Linked DNA regions of Homo sapiens: regions 1 and 2 are each linked to region 3. A link is a loop called in an ENCODE intact Hi-C map of the cell type or tissue named here. Cell type or tissue: Calu3. All regions are shown on one strand.

Region 1 (8,000 bases), 190 kb before region 3:
CTTGAAGGCGTGTACCAGATAAATTCTTTTACCCACTAGCCCTCAGCCCCCAGGATCCATTCTTCATCCTCCATCCTTCTCCACCCTTTTTTTCTGCCACAGGAAATGGGTTGTATGGACTACATCAACAGGGAACCTTGCATGTTGGCTTACAGTTAGGTTTAGCTGATGGGGGGCGCTGGCATGTAATCAGAGAGAGGGAAATGAGTGACGTCTGTGTATTTATTCTGTCTTCTGAATAATATAGGGCATAAGGAAATAATCATTAGTCCTGTTTTAGAGAGTAAAAATCTGAAGCAGTAAAAGGTTACGTCTCTTTTGTCATGTAAGGTAACACAGTCTCAGTTTCCAGGAATTAGGCTGTGGACATCTTTGAGGGGGCCATTGTTATGTTTGTCACTCTGAGACTGACTTTCTTCCTTCAGGTGCTTCTGAGCTGCTCTGTGTGTTACTCACTCTCAGCTGGGACGTTGCTGCCTTGGTTGAGGGCTTTAATTTCTGACCACAGAATTACTAATCCTGGTCTTTGTTTCAATATTTATTGATGAATAGGGCTTAGCTCTTTCTAATTCTGCATGATTTCATTCATTCATTCAATGATTAAACTGAGTCTTATCAATTTATTTTATTGAAAGTGGTGCTATTTTCAAAAAATTCTATAAAATATTAGTTGATTATCTTATACAAATATAAATTGTTACAAGTTGGAGGAATGAAATAATTTATTTCATTTTTAGTCATTATTTGCTATCCAATGATAGGGATATTATCATTATCATTATTATGATTGTGTGGGAAGAATTGCTTTTTCCTTAGAGCCTAATCTAAAAGCAGATTTCTTTCCTGTTAGGTAATACTGTGGGACTATCTGTATAATCACCATCAAACATCACTCCTTAGCAAGGAGTTGAGAGTATTGTGGTTTCACCATGTCATGTCCAATAGTCTAAAGGTGGAAATAGGATTTCCTCAATAAGGACAAAATGGCTCAGGGCCAAAATGAAAGCATCACTCAGCACTTTTTTTTTTTTTTTACTTTTATAGTCAATGCAAAGAAAAAAATGCTAAATTCTAGGACCATTACCCTATGGAAACCATCTCTACAATATAAAATGCCTATTCAATCAGAATCATTAAAAAAATATGGAATCAGAAACTAGAGGAAAAATGAGAGTTTCATAGACAATTCCCCTTCTAGTGCAAGTGAAAACCCTGGGGCCCAGAGGGGAAGTGACTTGCCTAAGGTCAAACAATTTATTAGAACCAAACTACGACTAAACTCAATTTAATTCTTCTGACTCTCAAAGAGGAAACATACTCAAAAGATGCATGGAGTGAATTAGGCAATATGCATTGAACATTCCTATAGAAATATGGCTGTGAGGTTTAAAACAATGATGTTGCAGAAGTAATTTCTTGTAGACTTCTTGTTTTGTTTTCTGTTTTCCTATCTTTGTGACTATTGCAAAATATTACATGTATTCTTATGCATGTGTAATACAAAAGGTGCTCTTCTGGCTGGGCGTGGTGGCTTATGCCTGTAATCCCAGCACTTTGGGAGACCGAGGCAGGCGGATCACGAGGTCAGGAGATCGAGACCATCTTGGCTAACATGGTGAAACCCTGTCTCTACTAAAAATACAAAAAATTAGCCGGGCGTGATGGCGGGCGCCTGTAGTCCCAGCTACTCGGGAGGCTGAGGCAGGAGAATGGTGTGAACCCGGGAGGCGGAGCTTGCAGTGAGCCGAGCTCATGCCACTGCACTCCAGCCTCGGCAAGAGAGCGAGACTCTGTCTCAAAAAAAATAAATAAAATAAAAAATAAAAATAAAAAAAGGTATTCTTCTAGGTTCTCTTATATATAACAAACAATAGAAATGTGGTGACTGTCTTTGAAGGCTTTGGGCAAAGCCATGGGAAATTCAATTCCAATATAAATTAATACATGAAATGAACCAAATGGGTGGTTCAGGACTTCTCTATGTATGAGGAGTCATCAGTGTAACTTATAAAAGAAATAAGAAAATAAGTGAATCTTGAAGATTGATGATATGTCATGACATACGTGTCATCAGCTCAGGGAAGTAAGGATGTATAAAGAAAAAAAAGTTTGCCTAAACAGGAACAGAAGATGAAGGAATTTAGATGACTCCAAACCTCAGCTAAGTCCACATATTCCATTTTGGCCTGTTTCTAACTCATTATTCAGTGCTTCTTCTTCAGTATCCTTCTCTGTAGTCACTGAAGATGTTTAAGTGGAGATATGACATTATTAAATTAATTCTTGATGATGTTTTATTTATCAAACTGTGCTGAATGTTGTGGATTTGATTTGATTTGGAAGAGAGTCCAGATGGAAGGTGAGCAGATAAGAGGTGAAGAAAATAGTCTAAACCCAAAATATTCAGGGCAGTGGGAATGAAGACATTGTAAAGAATCAATAGACGCCATCACACAGGAATGCTCTGGACTGCCAAGCACAGCATCTCTGAGACTCTGGTCATCTGTACCCCTTTTTTCCTCTGACTGCAATAGTAGACTCTTCCTACTCCAATCAAAGACTTATCTCTCCTATGTTCTGAATGTCATCCTTTCTCACTTGCTCAAGAATATTATTACACTTTGAATCTTTTCTCTAACCTCTATGCTGACTTTCTCCCTCATTGTGGACCCTTTAAATATTCTGAAATCTCTGCCATTTTAAAAACAAAAGTTAAGCTTTTTGAAAGAAGTATCTAGGCTTGCTGCTTACAGCTCTTCAGTTATATACAATCAAACATTTTGCATTTCATGATTTTTTTTACCTTTTTTTAATTATACTTTAGGTTCTGGGATACATGTGCAGAATGTGCAGGCTTGTTACATAGGTATACATGTGCCATGGTGGTTTGCTGCATCCATCAACCTGTCATCTGCATTAGGTATTACTTCTCCTAATGCTATCCCTCCCCTAACCCCCCCACCCCCTGACAGGCCCCAGTGTGTGATGTTCCCCTTCCTGTGTCCATGTGTTCTCACTGTTCAACTCCCACTTATGAGTGAGAACATGCAGTGTTTGGTTTTCTCTTCTTGTGTTAGTTTGCTGAGAATGATGGTTTTTTAAATAAATCAGAAAATTACTCTGTTCTGGTTTTTACTTTCACTTCCTCCACACAACTATGCCTGCTAAGGTCACCAATGCTGTCCAGATCAATAAGTCAGATGGTTCTATCCTGACTTGCCTGACCTTTGAATGGCTTTCAGTACAGTTTGCTACCCATTCTGTTTAGAAACTTTCTTCTTCTGACTTCTATAATACTATGTTCTCTTCATTTTCCTCATTCTTGAGTCCTAGTCATGCTTTTTTTCTTAATCAACCCTATTTTCCCCCAAATCCATCTTTATATAACCACTTTAGCTACCATCTCTTTAGCCATAGGTAACAAATTTGCATCTCCAGCCACATCACTGTGTTTCAGCTCTAGATATGCACATCCATTTGTTTAACCAATGAATATACAACATCTTATAGGACTTCACATGCAACATGCTCAAAACAACTGAGCTCATGATTTTTTTCCTCAAAGTTTCTTCCTCTCAACTATTTCAACCAACAAAACCACCACCTGCCTATTTTTTCATGTTAGAAACCTGGGCAATCACGGATCTTCCTCAACACTTTCCTTCTCTATTCCCCAATTTCCAATCAATCACAGAATGAAGCTGGGTTTGCTTCCTAAATATCTTAAAACTGGATCTTAAACTCATTTCTGCTGCTACCACCTTAGTCTAAAAAGACTTCCATTTCTCATTTGAGCTATTGCGATTGCTTCCTAATGCTTTGCTAACTAAACAGCCTCTCTTCCACCTACAATCCATGTTCTTCATGACAGCTGCACTGTTACCTTAAAAGACCATAACACCACCAGTAATTAAGATAACTTGGATATAATTTGATTTGTGACTAGTTGCTATTTCCCATCCTTTTCCCATTTCCAGATAGGAGTGAACTAAAGTTCTTATGCTTTGCTGGGAGATTGAGGGTAGGGGGGCAAAGAGGGGAAGGCAAGCCCCATTGAGGAAACTTCAGAAATTTCTGTCTTGGGAAATGGATGAGGAAGTTCTATTCCACCAGTGTTCTTCCAGTCCAATTTCCCTACATAGTACCAACAAAACAAGAGATCCCCAGTATTGCTACTATGATCTTGGAAATCCCAGCCACAGAGCCCAGAATCATCCCTACCAATCTACCAATATTTAACCTGGAATGAACAGTTGCCACTAGGTGGCGCCAGGCTGAAGCCAGCACGCAGACCCTGACTGGCAGGAATTTGGACAGCTCTTCTGGACTCCCATAACTCACAACCTGTTGTTCTTGTAGGCTCATCCAGGTCACTTAGTTAACCTCACCATAACCAAACACTACATTTAATGGTAGTGAAAAATTCTGGACTACACCTACTGTGTTCGGAAAGAATTTTACTGTATTTTATAAACTCAAATCAGAATGTGTCACTTCCCTGTTAAAACTCTTCCATGGCTTTCTTTGCTGTTAGGATAAAATCTCATCACTTGGACCCTAAGACATAATTTTAACCTTGAATACTTATGGAAACAGGCAGTTTGCATGAACGAATGATCCACCTGCTCATAAAACTATAGAATATGATGAGGCCTGTGGTATATGTATTTCCTGTTACAAGACATTCAAATTCAATTAAGAATGAAACAGAACAAATTATAAATATTTTAACAAGGGAAAGAAAAACTTTGTCTAGCACTCCACTCTGGCCAATTCTTTATGCTCCCTGCCCATATGGCAGTTTTATGATAATGTCAAGTTCCTTCTTACCTCAGCATTTTAGAACAGACCATTCCCTCTGCCTGGAATGCTTTCCTCTTCCTTTTTATTAGTTACCAATTTCTTGTCTTATAGACATTGGTCTAAAATCACTTCATCATGGAAGCCTATCCTTTTTGTACTCTTGCCCTGAATTAGATTCCATTTCGCTGTTATAGCACACTTACCCTCTTAGCCTTTGTTCAAAGTTATGATTACTTATGAAATATCTCTCTGTTCCTTTGCATTCATCCATCAAGTCACACATGCTGTAAATCTGTATTAAGCCTCTACTTTTCCAGGAACCTCCAATGTATTGTAAATTCATGGCAAGGTTCCCAGCATTGACTAGCTGGAAAGTGAATATGGAGGAAAGAGAAAAAAAGATTAGAAAATAACTTTTGAGTGGTAAGCCTGGAAAAATGATGAGACTATAGAGAATATAGGAAAATCAGGATGGAAGCAGGTTTCAGGACAGAAGGAAATATCTTTTTATTTTCAAATTGTGAGGAGACATTCAAAGTTTGTTGAATGTATAAGAGGCTGAGAAGCCATTTGCAAATTGTCTATAGAAGTGTGAGTATGAAGCTGTGAGACTACTTAGTGACTACAATCTCGAAGGCATGGAAAAGAATTTTTTAAAAAAGAAAGGATTGGCATATTTGAAGGGCAGTCTGGAAAAGTTAGCTCAAAAATGGAAATTTTCTTCTATATTTTGTATGAAATACAAGTTGGTTTTTTAAGCTTACTTTTAAAGGAAGTAGGTATATTTAGCTTCAGTAAACAAGGAAGGTTAGATGAAGTCCCTGATGTGCATCATTCCACTAGCAAGAGAATGGTGTAACACTTCTAAGGTGAAAAAAATGTAGCAAGGTTTAGTTCTTGGCTGAGCAATATTGTTCTGTAATTGTACAAGTTGGAGACTTAATTAGCCAATTAAATCCTGCTTCTCCATCCTTCCTCTTTCTAAATATACATTTTGAGCTCTCTTCTGATGTTGAAAAAACTCTCCTGTCTTTGAAACAAGTCCTGAAAATATTATTCAGTAGAAACCCATCTGCACAGTGATTGAGTCACAACAAATCCAGATTCCTGGAATCTGTGAGAAAGGCTTGTGCTCATCACGCCATCTCTCCCTTTTCATAGTTCTACGTTGAGGTCGTCCTGAGTTTGTTTTTAAGGTATTTTCTGCGCTGCTACACACTGTCATTTCACGTGAGGGCAGCAGAGAGGCAGCGTAGAAGCCCCTGAATAGCAAATCAGAAGAGCCCGAAGCTCAAATTTTGGGCGTAGTGTTTTCAGAACACCTCTTCAAAAATTAAATCACACGTTGTTTGTATCTCCTTAAACAATCCTAGTCTATTGATTTGCCTACTCTGTTCTTTTAAAAAAAGAATCAGACCTGTATCTAAAAATAGGTAAGAACATGTGAATACAGACTTTTGCAAGAGTTGTATCTGGTTTGCCCAGAATACGTTTTCTAATTTTTCTTCGGTCGTTACAATTTGACAACAGATTTGTTTAGTAATCACGTTATTATATTGTCCTATATACTTAAGAATTATTGTTTTGAGCGTAGTCCAAGCCCTGATGCCATTTTGAAACATACGGAAGCACATTTTGATTAAATGCAGTTTGAATAAAACACTGATGAAATAACAATAGCTTTTGTATCATATTTGTGAACGGTCTTTGGCTGTATCCTAGGTGGCAATAAAAAGGTAGTGAGTCAATTTGGATATTGTGAAAAAATTATTACTATTGAATTACAGCATAGAAAGTAACATATTCCCTAGGCTTCAGGCTCCCTGTCACTTAGCACTGCCTTTGTTCTCTCTGCCCAGAATGTTATTTTCCCTACCATCATCCCAGGCCACTTTCCAGCCACGCCCATCCTTTTGCAAGACTGACTTCTGTGGGTACTGCAGGTCTCAGGGTACAGGTGCCATCTCTGGGCAGCCTTCTCCACTGCTTCTCGATTTTCTTGGCCATTCTGTGCTTCTCCTGTTTACTCCTATGGTCCTCTGTAGGCTCCTATGGGAACTATGTCTTGTTCCTAATTTTGTCTCTAGTACTTAGTACTATGTGCTTAGTAGAAGCCCGTTAAAAAACAAACAATAAATACTTAGAATCTTTATCAAGATGGTGGGAGTGGGGAATAGGAGGAGCAGAGAACTATTCAAACTGTGAAAAAGAGGTTAAAAGAGGATTTGCCACCCTGCCTATTTTAGCGTAGGGGTAGGAGTTTAACATTTGAGGCAATAGCAAAGATGATGGACATCAGTGCTTCTCAGCAAACATTTGACAATCTCAGGTAAGACCAGATAGATCTTAGGTCTATAGCTAGTCAGCTAGTCAGTCATATGACTCAATACTGGTGACAGCTAGGGGCTTAAAGGAAATAAAAACACGTTTGTGAAAATGCTTTGTGTAGGGCTAAGCACAGAGAGGAGTGAGCATCGAATGTCTGCTGAAAAACAAAAGAAGCTTAGACTTTATCGTGATCTTAGCAAAATTCTTTTCCTATAGCTTTCTGGTCGTTAAGGTGACTCCCTCAAGGGCATCAGTCTGCACTGGAAATCATTGCAGTGTGGTAGAGAGAGGGAGAGGGAGCTCTTTATAGAGAGGACTCAGCTCGCCTTCGCCTTCTTAGCATCTTGTTGCTAGGCAATAGCTCCTCTGGTGGAAGCTCATCTCCATTTTTAAAGATGGAGTGAAGTCTTGCCGAGGGAAATGCAGTTTGTACAAACTGGGCCATGTGCAAACAGTATTTTGCTCTAGTCCTGAAAACTGCTTTTCCCTATAAGGGAGACAAATCAGTCCTACTTAAATCCTGTCACTTAACAACCAGATAATATAACTCCTCTCTTTCTCTCTCTTTTCTGTAAAGCATAGACTTCCTTTTTAATCTTATTGATTTATTTTTACCTTTCCAACTATATGTCTTTCCAAATTGATTTAATGAGATTCAGCAGGGCATTGCTTGTAATAGTATTTCCCTAGACTGCTGAATTAATTTCCATTTAAAAAATTACTTTGGATCTGCAGCTCTGTCCGGCACCTAGCGTATTGCTCTTACTGCATTTTACATAATGATAAAATATAATGAGTGGTCAGTAAGAAGGGCCAATATTTAATGAATATAGTTTTTTTTAAACAAAGTGTAGATAGGTCATACTGTT
Region 2 (8,000 bases), 63 kb before region 3:
AAGTTCTACCAGGAGAGTCTTTGGAATGAGACTCAAAAGGAGATTCATGCTTTTCAGTGTAGAGGTTGTAGGATGGAAAATCAGTGAGCTCTTGCTGAACATTTGCTGACCTAAAGACAAATGATGCAGTGAACTTGTGGGCCATATCTAAGCCCTTGATGAAAACTGTTCCTAAAGTCAGACTGCAATACTGCCCTTTACTTAGTTTGTTAGTCTACCTTTTCCCTCCATTCCAGTTTCCCCACTACCCCTTGCCCCAAGTTTGTTTTAGTACAGAGAAAGCTCTTGATTAATAATATATGTAAACCCTTTTCTTACTTGTTCACCCATTTTGATTAGCACACATAGACACAGATGAATGCTCAGTAATTTGAACCAGAGGTATGGCTAAATCACAAATGCAAATTTAGCAACTATTTTTTTTCTTGTATGATTATCACTGAAGCTTTTTATTAGGTAGTTAACTTGAAACAATGATGTTCTTTTTTTCATATACATCAATCTTTGGGTCATCCCTTCAATGGACATGATTGTTTTAGAGGCTGTGTGGGTTAAAACCACATGATTGTGGAGCCAGTATTAGATCTCCTGGTTTATCTGGACCCACATTTCCAGCAAGAACAACTGTAAAGATTTTGAGACGTTTACAACTGGTAAGACACCATGATCAATCAGCACAGACATTGGCCTAAACAATCAGCATTCATACCAGTTGAGTTTTAGGCTGTATCTCTGAGATTCCCTGTAATATTCCTTAGATATTTCTTTCTATGAGGAAAGAGGATATAATTTTTGGGTTCAACACAGCACAAATACATCTTTCCCTTTGGTCTATCTCTCCCACATCTACCAAAGTAAATAAGTAAACTTCAAATGTACTTACCAGGTTTCCTACAGTCAACACACTACTGAATTGCTCAGTCATGGGGTAGTGCTCCATGGCCATAAAGAGGGTATTTAAGACAATGCAAATAGTGATGGCAAGATCAACAAATGGATCCATAACAATTAAATTCACAAGATGTTTTACTTTTAACCATGCATCACAGCAGTCCCAGATCAAGAACACATTGGCAAATCTATACCAGCATGGCGGACATTTCTGTCTAGATTCTTCAAGTTCTGGAGGGACAATAACAAGGAAGAGTAGTAAATAACAACAAAAATGAGTTATTATTGCTAGTAGATTTTACATTATTTAACAAAATTGATGCTTATATTTGAAAATAGAAGTTCATATTACTTAAGAAACTTGAGAAGACAATCCCATTAAATATTTTCAGAAAATGTTAATTAAAATGTCATATAGATCGACTTTTTTCTCTTTTGAATACAGAAAATAAGCACTTTGAATTTAATATTTTGCTTTTAAAATGACTAGGTTATGATTGATTAAAGTGCTGTATTCTCTTTGTCAAAACAGAATTTTAAATAAACATTACACAACTATTAAAATTTTAAATAATTATTGTTTCTTCTGAAAGTACCTTTTTAAAAACATTGTCTAAAGTTGTGATCCCTTATGTGTGTGATAACATTTATGAACTATTCTCTCCTCTCATAGTTTCCATATCAACATTAATCTTGCACACAGTGAGAACGTAGTATGCCTTTCTTTTTAGTATAAATTCAGACTCAAATCTACTTTTGTGGTTTGTACATATCTTTTAGAATTTTAGCATCATGTATTTAAAATATTGCTTGAAATTTTAATGGATGAGGCCTGTTACAAAATAATTATTATGTGACTGTATATCTAATACACCAAGAAGACATGATATAAAATGTAATTGATGTTTTCTAAAGAACATATGTTAGAATTGACATATAATTGATCTAAAAAGGGCAGTACTAATATATTCTCTCTCCAGACTTCAAGGAGTGAGGGCTGTGTGATGTATGAACAAGTTTAGTGTATAAATAGTTGCTGCCTATTCCTCTGTGTCAAAATCAACAAACATTTCTTTCCGTGGTCCTTTGGAGGAATGTAATGGTTGCTGTGTATGTAGAAGATGGAAGAGAGACCCTTTTGTAGGATCTCTCTTGCAGTGGAGGACAGGTTTTGATTTGCCCAACTCATTTAAGTGCTCCCGCAACCCCATCAACACTTCCATGCCTGAAGAACAGACTAAAGCCTGAAAGAAATGTTTCCTTATGCTTCTATATACCAAGACTTAGAAAAGGGGAAGAGTTTACTCTATTTGCATATGAGTAACATAACATAAGAATAAATCCTCATTGATATAATATCAAGTGTTGAAATATCACTCTGCAAGTAAGGTAAGGACCCAAGTCAAAAAGAAATAAGGCCAATATTAGTTTTTGTAATCAATGTGATAATGTACTCCATATATCACATTCTTAGGTCTAATATATAGTTTCGATCTGGGTAACAGACTTCAGTAATTCTATGAAAAGAAGGAATAGTTCACAAAGCACATAATCACAGAAAGTTGGCTGTTCCATGACCTGCTTCTTACCTTCCATTGTGTTGGTCAGAATGCTGGCTATGCTCACGGCTCTTTGCCTTCCAGAGGAATCCTCCAGCATCTCCATTGAAATCTGGTAAGAGCTTAACCTTCTCTTTCTGACTTCCGTTTCTGTGGTGGTGCCCTGCAAACCAAATACTGATGGCTCAAACCACTCTTCCCAATAAGTAATACAACACCACATAGCATTTCTTTGGCAAATCATGCTACATGCAATTTTTCCAGGTAAGAATTTTCAAGGAATAAAATATTGAATTATTGCTAAGTTATAAACAGTTTTTTTTTTAAAAAAAAGTTATCACAGGTAGTACTCTTTAAGAGGAATTCACCAGTGGGATGCAGTTTTATAACACAATTATATTACAGAACTATTTTAATTAACCTGTCACAATTTTCAAGGAAATTTGTTGTAAACATGCTAAAGTCATTTATTATTTTATTTCATTCAGGTGAAAATTATTTTTATCTTCTATCAATGATTAATAATCAGATCAATCTCCCCCCAATAAATATTATGATTATATAGTCTCAAGGCTGAATTATTTTCTTTGAGGCTATATTGACAATATTGACATATGTGGGCCAATTTTTTCCATGCACAAACACAGATGTACGATGAAATGTGTGTGCTTTCCTGAAATTTCTTTAATTATTTCTATATCTTATCCTATTAAAAAACAACACATTTTAGAGTCATTTTAAAATAGCACTGTAAATATTGACAGTTGTATGAAATTGCCCATTATCAACAAATTGGTTATAATATTTAATTTTAAGAATATGAATTTTCCAGAATATGAATAGATAATTATACAATTCTTGGTGAATATACATCTTATAGATTTGATGGTGAAAATGTCCATTATTTGTCTCGGTAGGTCTACCAAATTTGCAGATATGTATTTCATAGCAGACTCTAAAAACGGGGCCCTTTTAACCTAAAGCCATGGTCCCTTACAAGTAATTCCCATACAACAAAAGCTAATGGTCCCATACAATTCAATTGATTCTCAATATTCTATTGTTTTCCCTTTGATTAATCATGTATTATTTTTACCAACTTTCATTTTGAGGAAGCAGGACGGTATGACAGCCTAAACTGTCCAGGCTTTGATTATTTCAAATTGGTGAATAATGTCAGTAGCAGCTAGGTCATCTATTATCACCTCTGGGGGAAGTTGTCCAGTAGGTGACGTTAGAGCTGAAGGTCCACCCACCAAGGAAACCACACCATTGCAATCCACAGTGCTGTGCATCTTCCCATTTGCTGGAAGCCCTGGCACCATCCTGGATGACATACTGGCCTGACTAACGTTACTGTTGCGTCGCTCTCCATGTCTGTGCGGCACAAACAGTGAGTCTCTCCTGCTTTCGCTGTCTTCAAATGTGCTGTGTTCATCATCAGCAAAGTCATTTTCAGATCCAACATCCTTTGCCCGACCTCTGAAACTGAAAATGCTTGTTTTGCTATTGCGTCTTGGGGAAAACAGGGAGCCACGGATACTCAAGAGAGACTGCAGAGAAAGCAAAAAGGAAAGGAATGGGATGGGGGTAGGGGAAGAACGCAATTATTTAATAAATATTAATATTAAAGGATCTGTTTTCTTTGGAGTTAGTATACTCTTGCTCTTAAACATGGATAATCAAATTTATAGAGGACACATATATTTTGATATTTTTATTAAAGCAAATTTAAGTACAAAGAGTGTTTTTCTGACTAACAATACTGATTTGCAATTTACTAAGTATACAACCACTTCATTTAGTCTTCACTTTAGGTGGATTGGGTTATCATAATGCTATAGGTTAGGGACCAGATGCTGAAAAGGATAAATGATTTCTTTTGATGGGAATGGTGGTTAAACAAATAGTAAGTAGCTTCTACTTCTTAATGCTATAATCTGAAGGGAATGTAGCCTGGAGAATAAGTTTTGGCTCAAGTGAGAATGTTAGCTCAAATTTAAAATATTTGTTTCAAATGTTGCATTGTAGCCAATATTTCACTTCAGGATAATTACTTTTTTAAAAAACTACTATTTTTCCATTCTCTTCTTTTGAATTCTGAAAGAAAAGTAGTTTACTCTTTCTCTGAAACTGTTTGTCTCTACCCACATGGGAACAGAAGTCACAAAACTTACCTACGATGTTGTCTTCCAAATTTGCTAACAGTTTCCCAAATGGCAACCAATGATTCACCTTATTTGAGAGACTATATGTCATAGCAAACACAACACAGAGGATTCCTAAACTGCTACACAAATTACTCTTCTTGTGTAAAATATAACACTGGCTTGTAAAAGCAAGACATATAACATGACTTCACCAGCAGGTGGTGTGAAAAACAACATATACTTCTGTTTTATTTTAATTATATTAAAAAGAAAGAGACAATTCAAAACCTTTTTCATTACAGCTATTCCCAGATAAATTAAGCAAACTATTTCCTAGTACCAGAAAATGAGGATTTAGCTTGAAGTTCCTTCTTTCACATTTTGAAAGGATTTTAAACTAGCAACCCCAAATAATTCTGTGTGTATTCTTGTCTTGCAGATAGTTTTCAAAAACATCTCTATTCAGTCTGCAGAATATTTGTTTTCTCCCCTCATCATGAACAATGGCATTCCTCCTTGCTCTCTCATTCCCTTTCCTACTTCTCTTCACACCCAGGGTAATATACATACATACATATACATATACATATGTCAGCAGCAAACATTCCTGGATCTTCTCTTTCTTCTAAGCTTTAGTGTAAAACCAAATAAAATGATTTTAGTGGAAAAAACAGAAAAGGCAGACTCTGTCAAATGTATTCTTGGTTCCTCTGCCTAATTAGGTCATGCTGATTTTCTTAGGCCCCAATTTTTAGCTTTATTTTCATGGCTTTTCCCAGACTGCAAAGCACCAGAATAATCTTTGTTGTCCTCTGTCTCAGTGATATTCTGGAAGGATATTATTCACTAAGAAGTGCTCTGTTCCTTTGGATTTGGTTAGATTCTCCACAGGAACTATTGGCTGTCCAGCTTGTCCATCGGAGGCTGTGTCTATGTGACACTCAATTCCTGTAGCAGGTTTGTCTACCGAAGGGCAGACAATAGAGTGATTTTACAGCAAAGTGATCAAGAGATTAGATCATGTGAAGACATCAATTCATCCCCCCATTAATAAAGAATGCTAATGTTTTTCATTTCCTCAGACTCCATTTAAATGATCAATATAATAACAGTTATATCCAGAACTCGTGTTGTTGTTGTTGTTGTTGTTGTTGTTGTTGTTGTTGTTGTTTTGAGGCAGAGTTTCGCTCTGTCGCCCAGGCTGGAGTGCAGTGGTACAATCTCGGCTCACTGCAATCTCCACCTCCCAAGTTCAAGCTATTCTCCTGCCTTACCCTCCTGAGTTGGCTGGGACTAGAGGTGCCCGCCACCACACCTGGCTAAGTTTTGCATTTTTAATAGAGACAGGGTTTCACCATGATGGTCAAGCTGGCCTCGAACTCCCAACCTCAGGTGATCTGCCCGCCCTGGCCTCCCAAAGCCCTGAGATTACAGGCATGAGCCACCATGCCCAGCCCAGAACTAGTGTTTTGAAACATTTGAGTGTATGTGAATCACTCTGAGAGTTAAAAATATATATTTTTAGGTCCCAGATTTTGGAATATGGATTCAGGAAGTAGCAGATAGGACTCTGGAATCTGAATTTTCCTGACACATTCCAGGTGACCCTAACACAGGGTGGACCTCATCCTACACTCAGAGAAATACTAACTTGGTCTTACATTAATCCCTAGGATGGCTGAGTATAATCACCTCAATACACCTATGTTCTGAAACTGTCTCTGGAAACTGAAAATCGGTCTACACAGTATTGGTTGGGAGTATGTGGTACGTGTGTACATCCACTATGTATCTGGGACATGCCTTTAATTTGGATATTTTTATGTCAGGTATTTTCAAAGGCGTTCCAGATCTCTGAGTTTATTTGAAATTTCTATTCACTCTTTGGAATGTATAATAATGGGTGTGAGCGCAGCTTTCAAGGCAACAGAGACGGAAAAAGAAGATAACAGAAATAGCATTCAGAGAAAATAAACCAAAAATAACACACTAGAAGATGCAGCAGAGTGGAGGGAATACCCACAGCTGTGGCAACACTTTCTCTAGGGAAAACCAGCTTTAATGTTTTAAGGAGTGAAAGGCCATCTTTCTTTACCTCAGGCATGTCAAAACATATTTCCCAGGTATCTTTTTCATCTTGTTCCCAGAAGATAAATGTAGACTGTTTCTTAATTTTCAGTAACAAAAGGGAAAATAGAAGAAATTAGGTCTATAAGACACAGTCATGCATGTAGGGTTTGGATTCAAAGTGGGTTGGGAAAAGTCAAGATGGAAAAAGATGCTGGGAATTTTAAGATGTTCTAGTGGGAACAAGGAAAGTGAATATTTGTCAGAAGTACTTAGCATTTTGAGGTTTCATTTTATACTTTTAAGTATTTCTTTATTTTGTACAACTAACATTATCTGTTTAAAAATAAAATAATGTAATAAACATAAAATAACATTTGTAATTTATGTGAATAGAAGGCAGGGCACCCACAATTTATGCCCTCTCTGCTTTGACATTTTCAGAAGATACATTTGATTTGAGCAGTATTTACTGTCTATCTTACGCTTCCTGTCCCCACCACCTTCACTGATTCTCTTTCTACCAGATTCCTTTTTTGTTTACAGAAGCAGAAATTGTAAACCGTTTATGGTACATTTCTGCTTGTTAGTTTTGTTAATGCTCTTAGTCTGTCTTTACTGGGATATGCAAATTTAAAACTAATAGATTATTTCCTTCACTTTTGAAATTATCCATCTATCTTCTGTCTATTTACAAATATAAAATGAGCGACATCTACCACATGTATGTACTGATTCTGCTTTTAGTATTAAAACACTGGCCATCAGCTAAGCTCTCTGCTCTTGCCTGTCTGTGGTTCACTCAGCTCCAGCAAACCAAGTCTACCAGTTGCTTCTTAAGCACTCCAGGCATGCTACCATGTCAGGGTTTTGCACTTCCTCTTTCATCAGTTTAGAATGCTGTTCCTTAAGAGAGCCTCTTTCTTTGCCTCCTCCAAATCTTTCCCAAAATGTCTTAATAGTGAGGTCATTGTAAACCACCCTATTTAAAATTTTACCTCCAATTATGGCTCCTGTTCCTCTTTTCCTGCTTACTTTTTTTTCCCTTAACATTTGTTACCTTCTAACACAGTCTATAACTTATTTATTTTATTCATTGTCCGTCTCCTTTGGAAAAAATTTCCATGAGGTCAGTGGATTGAGTCTCTTTTATTCTTTGAGGTATTTTCAGCATCTTGAACTATGCTTGCTACATAGTTGGCGATCAATAAATATTTGTTGATTGGACTGAATGAACTGATCTACAAAATTTATTTGAGCAAAATGATGAAACAATAAAGGAACTAATACTGCTATCAAATTATGTATATACATTTGTTAGTAATTGAAACTA
Region 3 (8,000 bases):
AACTTGTGGTATCCAGTTAAGTAGGTATTCATATAAATTTTAAAGAATTATTCTACTTTAACAAATTATATTTCTGATGTAGATTCAGATTTTAGGTATCCAAAGAGCTGGTGCCTATCAGGAAGTTAATAAAACAAAGTATGTCTGTGCTTAGTAAAAGAGCAAGATTTTATTTATTGCTGTATTATTAAGAGGAAACACTATTCTGCTCCGAAATAGGTGTCTGCACTTGTTACATCCCATTAAAATATAAACAAAGAATGTGTTAATTTCATCCCAGAGGGAAAAATATTTTCAGGTAAAGCTGAACTAAAACAGTAGCTTCTCAATCAAAGATAAATGTGTGAACCGACAATATAAAGCAAGAATATGATTTTCTTTCTTCCAAATTTTCTAACTACCTCAAGTTACAATTGTTCAGTCTACCTCAAGAAGTAATTCAGATGTCAGGTTCTATATGGATTTGCCATGAAAGTTGTTTATAAGGTAAAACGTAAGCATGACATTTTGAAAATGAAAGCAGTTAGAATTAAAATTAATCGAAAATTTAAAACGAACCTAAAAGTACAGAAATAGAGTTAAGTAATTATATTTCACTGGTAGGTGGGTAATTAATCCTCACAGTTTTGGAAAACTGGTAAAACAACCATTAATATTAAGGTGCGAATGAATAATATATTTTTAGGTGACAAATGAAACATGAATTCCCAACCTTCAGTGAGTTCATGTTTCTATACATAAATGAAAATCAGAAAAAAGTAATCTTCACAGCTACCTATGTAAAGAAATATCACTATATAATCAAGTGTTAATTTCTTGGTGAAAAAAAATCTTTAAATGCTTATTCTTATGGATGCTTTTAGTTATCATCAACCCTAAAGATAAGAACTCGTAAGAGCTGGGAGTGACCTAGAACTGAGAGACAGATGAGCAACAAATTCCAAGCACCGCATTTGTCTAGTTGAGAAACACTACCCTCATATTTTTAAGCCTCCCAAGCTCTTAGCCCTCTCAGATCTGCCTAATCAAGAGTCCATTAAGTCATCTTGGCTGCCATGAAGATGAAGCTGACAGCGCAGTTACTTGAGTCAGTTTAAAGAGGCCTAGGGTGGTTGAAGGGAAGGATTAGGAGGCCTGGGGTGCTGAAAGGTCATCCAAGTTCTAGCTCCCAAAGACCCCAGTAGCACACAGCTGTCAGGAGCACGAAGCTACACTTAGAAACAACCTTTGGAGGAAAGCAGGGATTTTGCAGTCCATCAACCATTCATCAAGCACAATTTGCCTTTCCACATCTTATTGTACCGTTAATAGAATTGAAGCATTAGAGAGTTTGTGAGTTGATCACATAGCAAAGACTTTCCTGAGATTTAGGTTCAGTTATCTGGTGGTCTTAGTAGAAATTACTTGGCGTTTAAATGTGGTTTTGGTGAAACCTAGATTCCCTTTGTGAATCTTTACAGAAACTTCGTCTAACAGGTATATCCTCTTAAGGCAACGTGAAATAAGGCCCTTTGCCTCTATTTTCATAAGAAGAAGAAAGTTTTGAAGTCCGTGATAACATATTGGGCATAAATAACTGTCTTCTGGAAGGCATTATGAGTTCTATAAACTCTCCAGGAATTGCCTGGAATGTTAACACTAAGTGATACTATTATAGGTACACAATTGTTGTTGTTTCAGCAAGGGCATCCTTCCAGGATGAGAATTATTCACTTTTCAGGTACATAATTATTTGGCAGTTTTATTCTATCCTTCCTGTTGTGGTGGAAGATATTATATCACCAGCACTAACGATAACAATAATAACAATGATGAAAATTTATGCCTTTATGTTTGTCCTGTTCCTTTTGATGTGAGTTAGGATGGCAGGGAGAGAGAGGAAGGAGGTTCGTAATCATGTTCCAGGATCTATACCAAGCACTGAACAGACATTATTTTAGTTACACAATCCTGTAACACAGGCATTATTATTCCTATTTTAAAGATGATGTAATAAAGGCTCAGAGAGTTTAAATAACTTGTCAGGTAATAGTGGCCATAAAATGTAACCTGCCAAGCTCTTGCTCTTAACCACTTCTCCATGTTGTTTCCTGCTTGTTTCCACTACAGAAGGAACTGGCCAAGAAACGCCCCTATTTCTCTATTTTACCACTTTCATGTTTAGCACATCAATCATAATTTACAACTCAGTGAGAGTCAAAGTTGTATCTTAATTAAGCTGAGAAACCAACTGAAGAAAAATCCAAATAAATGAGGATCAGAAAATTTTAAAAACAAAGTATTCTTATACAGCTTTGATTCTAATTTCCTTCCTTTGTAGGCAAGGAAAATGCTCTTCAGTGATACTTGGGGTCTTTTCTGAGACAACAAAACTCACTAGTAGCAGAACATGAACCAGATCCCAAGACTTTCAGCTCAGGGTTCAACCTTTTTATCTTCAGTACTCAAATAAATCACAGCATTTTTCTCAACTTTACAAATGAAATCACCACTACATTCTTTTAAAGAGTAAGTTATTCAAATGTGTTTGATATATCATTTAATCAAAGCAGGTTTAATTTCCGAAATTTTTGAAAGAGCGCATTTTGTGAAGTGAAGAACTCTGAGTGTATTTGCTTTTTCACATGGCGACCACATGTATAGATGAATAACTAAGAGACTGTTGCAACTATACCAAGAAAAATAAAAGCTAACATTTGGGGCCAAAATTAAGCATTCATTCATAAATGTAAACCAGTTCAATCAAGACCAGCTCTGATGCTTACTCAGAACAAAGTTACTCACATTTAGTCACCTGTAGAGAAGCATGGTGTGTACAATACACTCAAGTTAATTAACAGCCATTTCTGGGAACCCTGTCCAAAGAAATAGTTTTCTTTATCTCCTATGGTAGGAATTCTTCTGAAATAGACAAGACCCAGGGCTCTCCTCTCAGGCAACCACTATTTTGAAATGTTTTTGGGGGGACTATTATTGCTACTCAATGTAAAATATTAAGTGAGATGTCAATATTTTTCAACATATCATTAGGAATTACAGTTTGGAGGCCTTAAGTTCTATTTTTGAAGCCCTTTTAGCCAGTACTGACTGGAAGCCCTGTTGAAATCAGAAGTCTTCATTTCATATAGGGCACACTCTATTTGGAGTGAATGTGATGAAATGTTTCCATGCAAATTCCTACAAGCACTTATGCCTTTATCTTTGTCCTCATAAGCCACATTATACTACCTGTTGTGTATTTTAAAACCCTGTATGATTTTTAAAACTTATCTTTCAATTAATATGTATAGATTTTCTGTCAATAATTTCTTATTCTAATTATGTGGTGGCTAACTGAATGAAACATTTATGGTTATGATATAGAATATTCTAAATACAACTACAGACAATATGGATCATAGATAAAGTAAATTATTGTTTTATGGCTCCAGTGGTTCTTCCTGGTAATTAATAAAAATAAACAGTTATTAAATATATACAGAAAAACAGCAATCTATCAAGCTTATAGAACAATTAAGAATATATAATAATCTTTAAATCAATAAATTAAAAGGTAAACATTTAATATAAAATGAATATATTAAAGGATAAAGAAGTAGCATATTATGGAACATATAGAGATTATTTTATTTTTTGAAGGTTCAACCTCTTTTAAATGGTTAGTATTGGTGTTCTTTTCTCTATGAAAACAGATTTTAGAGAAAAATGATAGTGTATTTCACAAAGCCAAACACCTCTATATTGTTATCACTCCCTATATGCATGGCCTCTCTAAAGCTGTTAAATAAAAAACTAAAGCACAAGAATGATAGTTCCAATTTCACTATACATTTATGTTTAAAAAATACTGGACACACTGGGCATTTAAATAGATGACATACAGCCAGGAAACTCATTAGACTAGCTTTAAGTATAATAAAAAATATTTTTTCTGAATACAATTAATCATAAGCATCTACAAAAACACAAGACCATTGATGCCTAGTATGTACCATAAATCACCATTTCCAGACAGGCTCTATTTTCTTTGAAAGATAAAGAAATAGTAAGCAGTTTACACATCAAACGATGCCTTTGGTTCCTGTAATTTACATTTAAACAACACTGGGTTAAAAATAGCAGCATGAAGATGATTTTAAAGTAAGGAAAATGACCTGGTAGCTAGGTTCTATGGTGCAGATAATGAAATGTTTTGTCAGCTTACCTGATAAAACAGAGCCTTATGAATTACAGCATAACAAAGCCCAGCATCCAAGATGGTTAGGGTATAACGTGTCTTCCTCTGCAGCTGTTCAGCTTTTTTTTTTTTTTTTTTTTTTGACCACAGAGGTTTACAAATTAGTTACAATTTTTTTTCTTTCTTTCTCTGTGGATAAGAAAACAAAGAGACCTTTCCAGAATCCTCTCTGCTTATGCCTCCGCTTCCTGTTCTGAGATTCACTCTATGGTACCCAACATATATCAGAAAACAGCTTTGAGGAAAAAAAAAAAGAAAGAAAAAAAGGCCGATCGCACTCAAAGTGGTACCGCCATCTACTGGCGGACACACACAAAATTGAGCCAAAGAAAAAACATTCCCATTATCCTCTGTCACAGGGAGGAAAGTAAACCTGCATGAAGCATGGGTAGTCATGAAAGTGCCCCAAGATGACAGTAGAGAGGTGATGTGAGCTAAAATTTCCCAACACACTAAAAAAATGTAACTTATCTACTACATATAAATATGTATGAGACCTTTTACATATTCAGTTATTTGCATCTCACTAATTTTTTTAAAAAATTTTATCACTTTGTTGTTTTGCATGATTGTTTCACACATAAACTACTAAAATTAAAAGATATATAAATTACTGTTTGAAAAATAGGTTTTAAGTTTACATTACCCTTTACGTGTAGAGTTTTGCGAAAGCTCCCTTGTGGCCTGCTCTAGTCTTTTGAAAACCTTTTCTCTTCCTGGGATGAATTATTTTCAAGGTGAGGAATTTGACTCCTTAGAGAACAGTGTAAACACATACTCACTGATAGTATTTTTGTGTTGCTTTCTGGTAAAACATTTGCAAGAAATATCTAAATGTAGAAAAAGATTCTATACATCAGTGAACCTAGCTAATATTATTTATTAGGATATTGAAGCACACAATACATAAAGAAAATAAAAATAATCCATCAGTTATTAAGATATTTCTCAATCCAGATGTATGTTATTGTTTCATCTGACCTTTCATATCTACTTTAGAGCAAACAACTATGATTTTATTACAGTTTATCATCAATTAAATAAATACATTCATATTGACAAACCAACTGTATGGATGGACAAAAATGATGTCAAGTATTATATTAGACTTGAAAAGACACAGAGAGAAACACACAGTGCCTGCCATAAAGGAGCTCATACAAAGAAGAAAAACAAATATAGCTGATACCATATTTCCCAGCCATGTGTTCAAGAACTGTTAATTACATACTTCGTTTTCAATTGTGGCCCCCATTTTGTCTAATGGCAGAAAAATAAATCTAGTCAGTTCCAGGTAAACTAAATTACTTGAGGCTTTTCCCAATGATTTTGGGTTTGCATTCAACCAATACATGATTTTCCTCTTCTATCTCTCCTTCTCATGGAGACTGATCTAAGTTCAGGATTGTGTACATATATAGAGAAAGCAGAGTATGATCCCGTTCCCCCTTTCTCCACATGGGCATCCACTGAGGCCAGGAGTCCTGCATGATCCATGACCATCATTATCCCTCATATCTACTAACGTACCCACAGGCCCACTGGGCCCCGGGAATAGCATCCCTCCAGCTTTGCATGGCAGCATCCCCTCTTTGTCACTTCTTCCTCTAAGGAAACTTTTGTTCCTGTCCTTTAGGAGGAGAGAAGAAAAAGCAGCATGTTCCCAGGGTCACTCTTGGCTGTAATTGGCTGACTTAAGCCTTCCTCCCTGCCCCAGGCGCCTCACACAGCCATCTCTGTTCTGCTGTTTGTAAACCATGGGATGTAATGCACTCTGCAGGCTTCAGGCAAGCGAGGCACAATCTCTGCCACACTAGAATAGTGTAAATAGATGGAAACTTCTCATCTTTTCATCTTTTTAGCTAATCCTAGATTGGCAAACTATGTAAGGAGCCCTTATCAGAGACTCCTTTCCTTCTTCATAACTTCCTTCACAGACTCAAAAGAGTTTTTGCTTGGGTCTCTTCTTTCTGTACCAAAGGTAAGCTGGAGCCACTTGTTTTCCCTTGAAATCTTTTTGTCTTATGTCTAATGTATCAGTTTACTAGGGCTGCTGTAACAAACTGCCATCCTGAGGGGCTTAGACACAGAAATCATTTTTTTCACAATTCTGGCTACTCAGAGGCCAGAATCAAGTTGTCAGCATGATCATGCTTCCTCTGAAACCTGCAGGGGAAGGATACTTTCTTGCTTCTCTTAGCTTTTAGTAGCCCCAGATGTTCCTTGGTTTGTGGCAGCATAACTCCAGTCTCTGTCTCTGTCTTTACATGGTGCACTCCCTGCATCACTGTCTTTACGTACTCCTCCCTCTGTGCATGCCTCTGTGTCAAATTTTCTCCTCTTTATAAGGACACCAGTCACTTTGGTTTAGGGTCCGCCCTCATAACCTAATTTTAACCTGATTATCTCTGTAAATACCCTATTTCAAAATAAGGGCATATTCTGAATTACTCAGAATTAGAACTTTTTGAGAGGAGGCACAATTCAACCCCTAACACAAGAATTTAAATATAAAGCACAAGAATTTGACAATTCTTCTGTCCATCTCCAACGACAATTCCACTTAGGCAATAATAGCCTTGGCTATCTGGCCAGAATTGGGGAGGGTAGGGGAAGAGCCTCAGGTAATGATGAAGACATTTAATAATATTAGTAACAATAACAAAACTAACATTTATTGGTACTATGTGCCAGACATTGTTCTAAGCACTTTACATATGTTCATTTAAACTTCACCCATATGAGGTATTATTATACACACTTTACAGGTGAAGAAGCAATGAAATGTGAGGGAAGTAAAACGTAGTTAGTACCTGATATGGTTTGGCTGTGTCCCCACCCAGATATCATCTTGAATTGTCAGATATCATCTTGAATTGTAGCTCCCATAATCCCTACATGTCATGGGGGGCACCTGGTGGGAGGTAATTGAATAATGGGGGCGAGTTTTGCCCATGCTGTTCTAGTGATAATGAATAAGTCTCATGAGAGCTGATGGTTTTATAAAGAGGAACGTGTCCCCTGCACACGTTCTCTTGCCTGCCACCATGTAAGATGTGCCTTTGCTCTTCCTTCACATTCCACCATGATTGTGAGGCCTCCCCAGCCATGTGGAACAGTGAGTCCATTAAACCTCTTTTTCTTTATACATTACCCAGTCTCAGGTGTTTCTTTATGGCAGTGTGAAAATGGACTAATACAGCACCTCACATCTCATCCCAACACAAGCAGTTGTAATCGGGTAAGATCACTCATAATACAAGCATTTGTCAGATGCTGAAAGAACACAAAGGAAATCAGCTTCCACTAATTTAGATCATTGATACTCACACGTTTAGTGTAAATTTATAACATTTCATTGTTTCATTGTGTACACTTTCTGTCATGAAAGATTCCTATTTTCTAGGCACTTTTAACTTTTTCTTCTCTACTCATGAACAAACTAGCCCTGCTCACTGTCTCTCAACTAAATGTTCATTAAGTGCCAGTCCCTACTGCTCCACACTCATTTTACCATTACTAGTAATATTTAATAGAATATTAATTCTATCACTCAGTTTTGGGTATCCAGATGCTCCAAAGAGTTTTCTGATGACGTCTTCTGAGGAACTGATTTTTCTTAGGTTATACTGGGCCACATTTTAATGAGAACTGGTTTGAACAAAATAAGAAAAGTAAATGATAATTATTGTGGCGATATTCCTCATAGAAAAAAAGAAAAATAAATAAATGCCAGCAAAGAGAGCTTTACTCTTTGTTGCTG

What was found. A loop is a pair of places that touch in the nucleus more often than their neighbours do. Peaks named below come from ENCODE experiments on the same cell type or tissue, not always from the same donor. Only the 100,000 strongest peaks of a DNase experiment are listed, where the experiment ranks them.
Region 1: a loop joins it to region 3, with 12 times the contacts of the local background. A loop is called at or near these places in 80 of 110 quality-filtered maps.
Region 2: a loop joins it to region 3, with 5 times the contacts of the local background. A loop is called at or near these places in 10 of 110 quality-filtered maps.

Annotation. Positions count from the first base shown.
Region 1 is chr2:165,010,962-165,018,961 of GRCh38, forward strand. No RefSeq gene overlaps it. Among named protein-coding and RNA genes, the nearest start is that of SLC38A11, 59 kb to the left of the region's middle. In Calu3, CTCF peaks have their summits at 4,302 (motif pointing right) and 6,070; DNase peaks (open chromatin) are centred at 4,280 and 6,040.
Region 2 is chr2:165,136,996-165,144,995 of GRCh38, forward strand. It overlaps SCN3A (sodium voltage-gated channel alpha subunit 3), which reads right to left. Exons shown (of 28, transcript NM_006922.4): 13 at 3,656-4,003; 14 at 2,481-2,613; 15 at 884-1,122. Among named protein-coding and RNA genes, the nearest start is that of SCN3A, 63 kb to the right of the region's middle. In Calu3, no CTCF peak of the experiment used is centred here; no DNase peak of the experiment used is centred here.
Region 3 is chr2:165,199,619-165,207,618 of GRCh38, forward strand. SCN3A (sodium voltage-gated channel alpha subunit 3) reads right to left here and starts at 4,432. Exons shown (of 28, transcript NM_006922.4): 1 at 4,205-4,432. In Calu3, a CTCF peak has its summit at 4,516 (motif pointing left); a DNase peak (open chromatin) is centred at 4,533.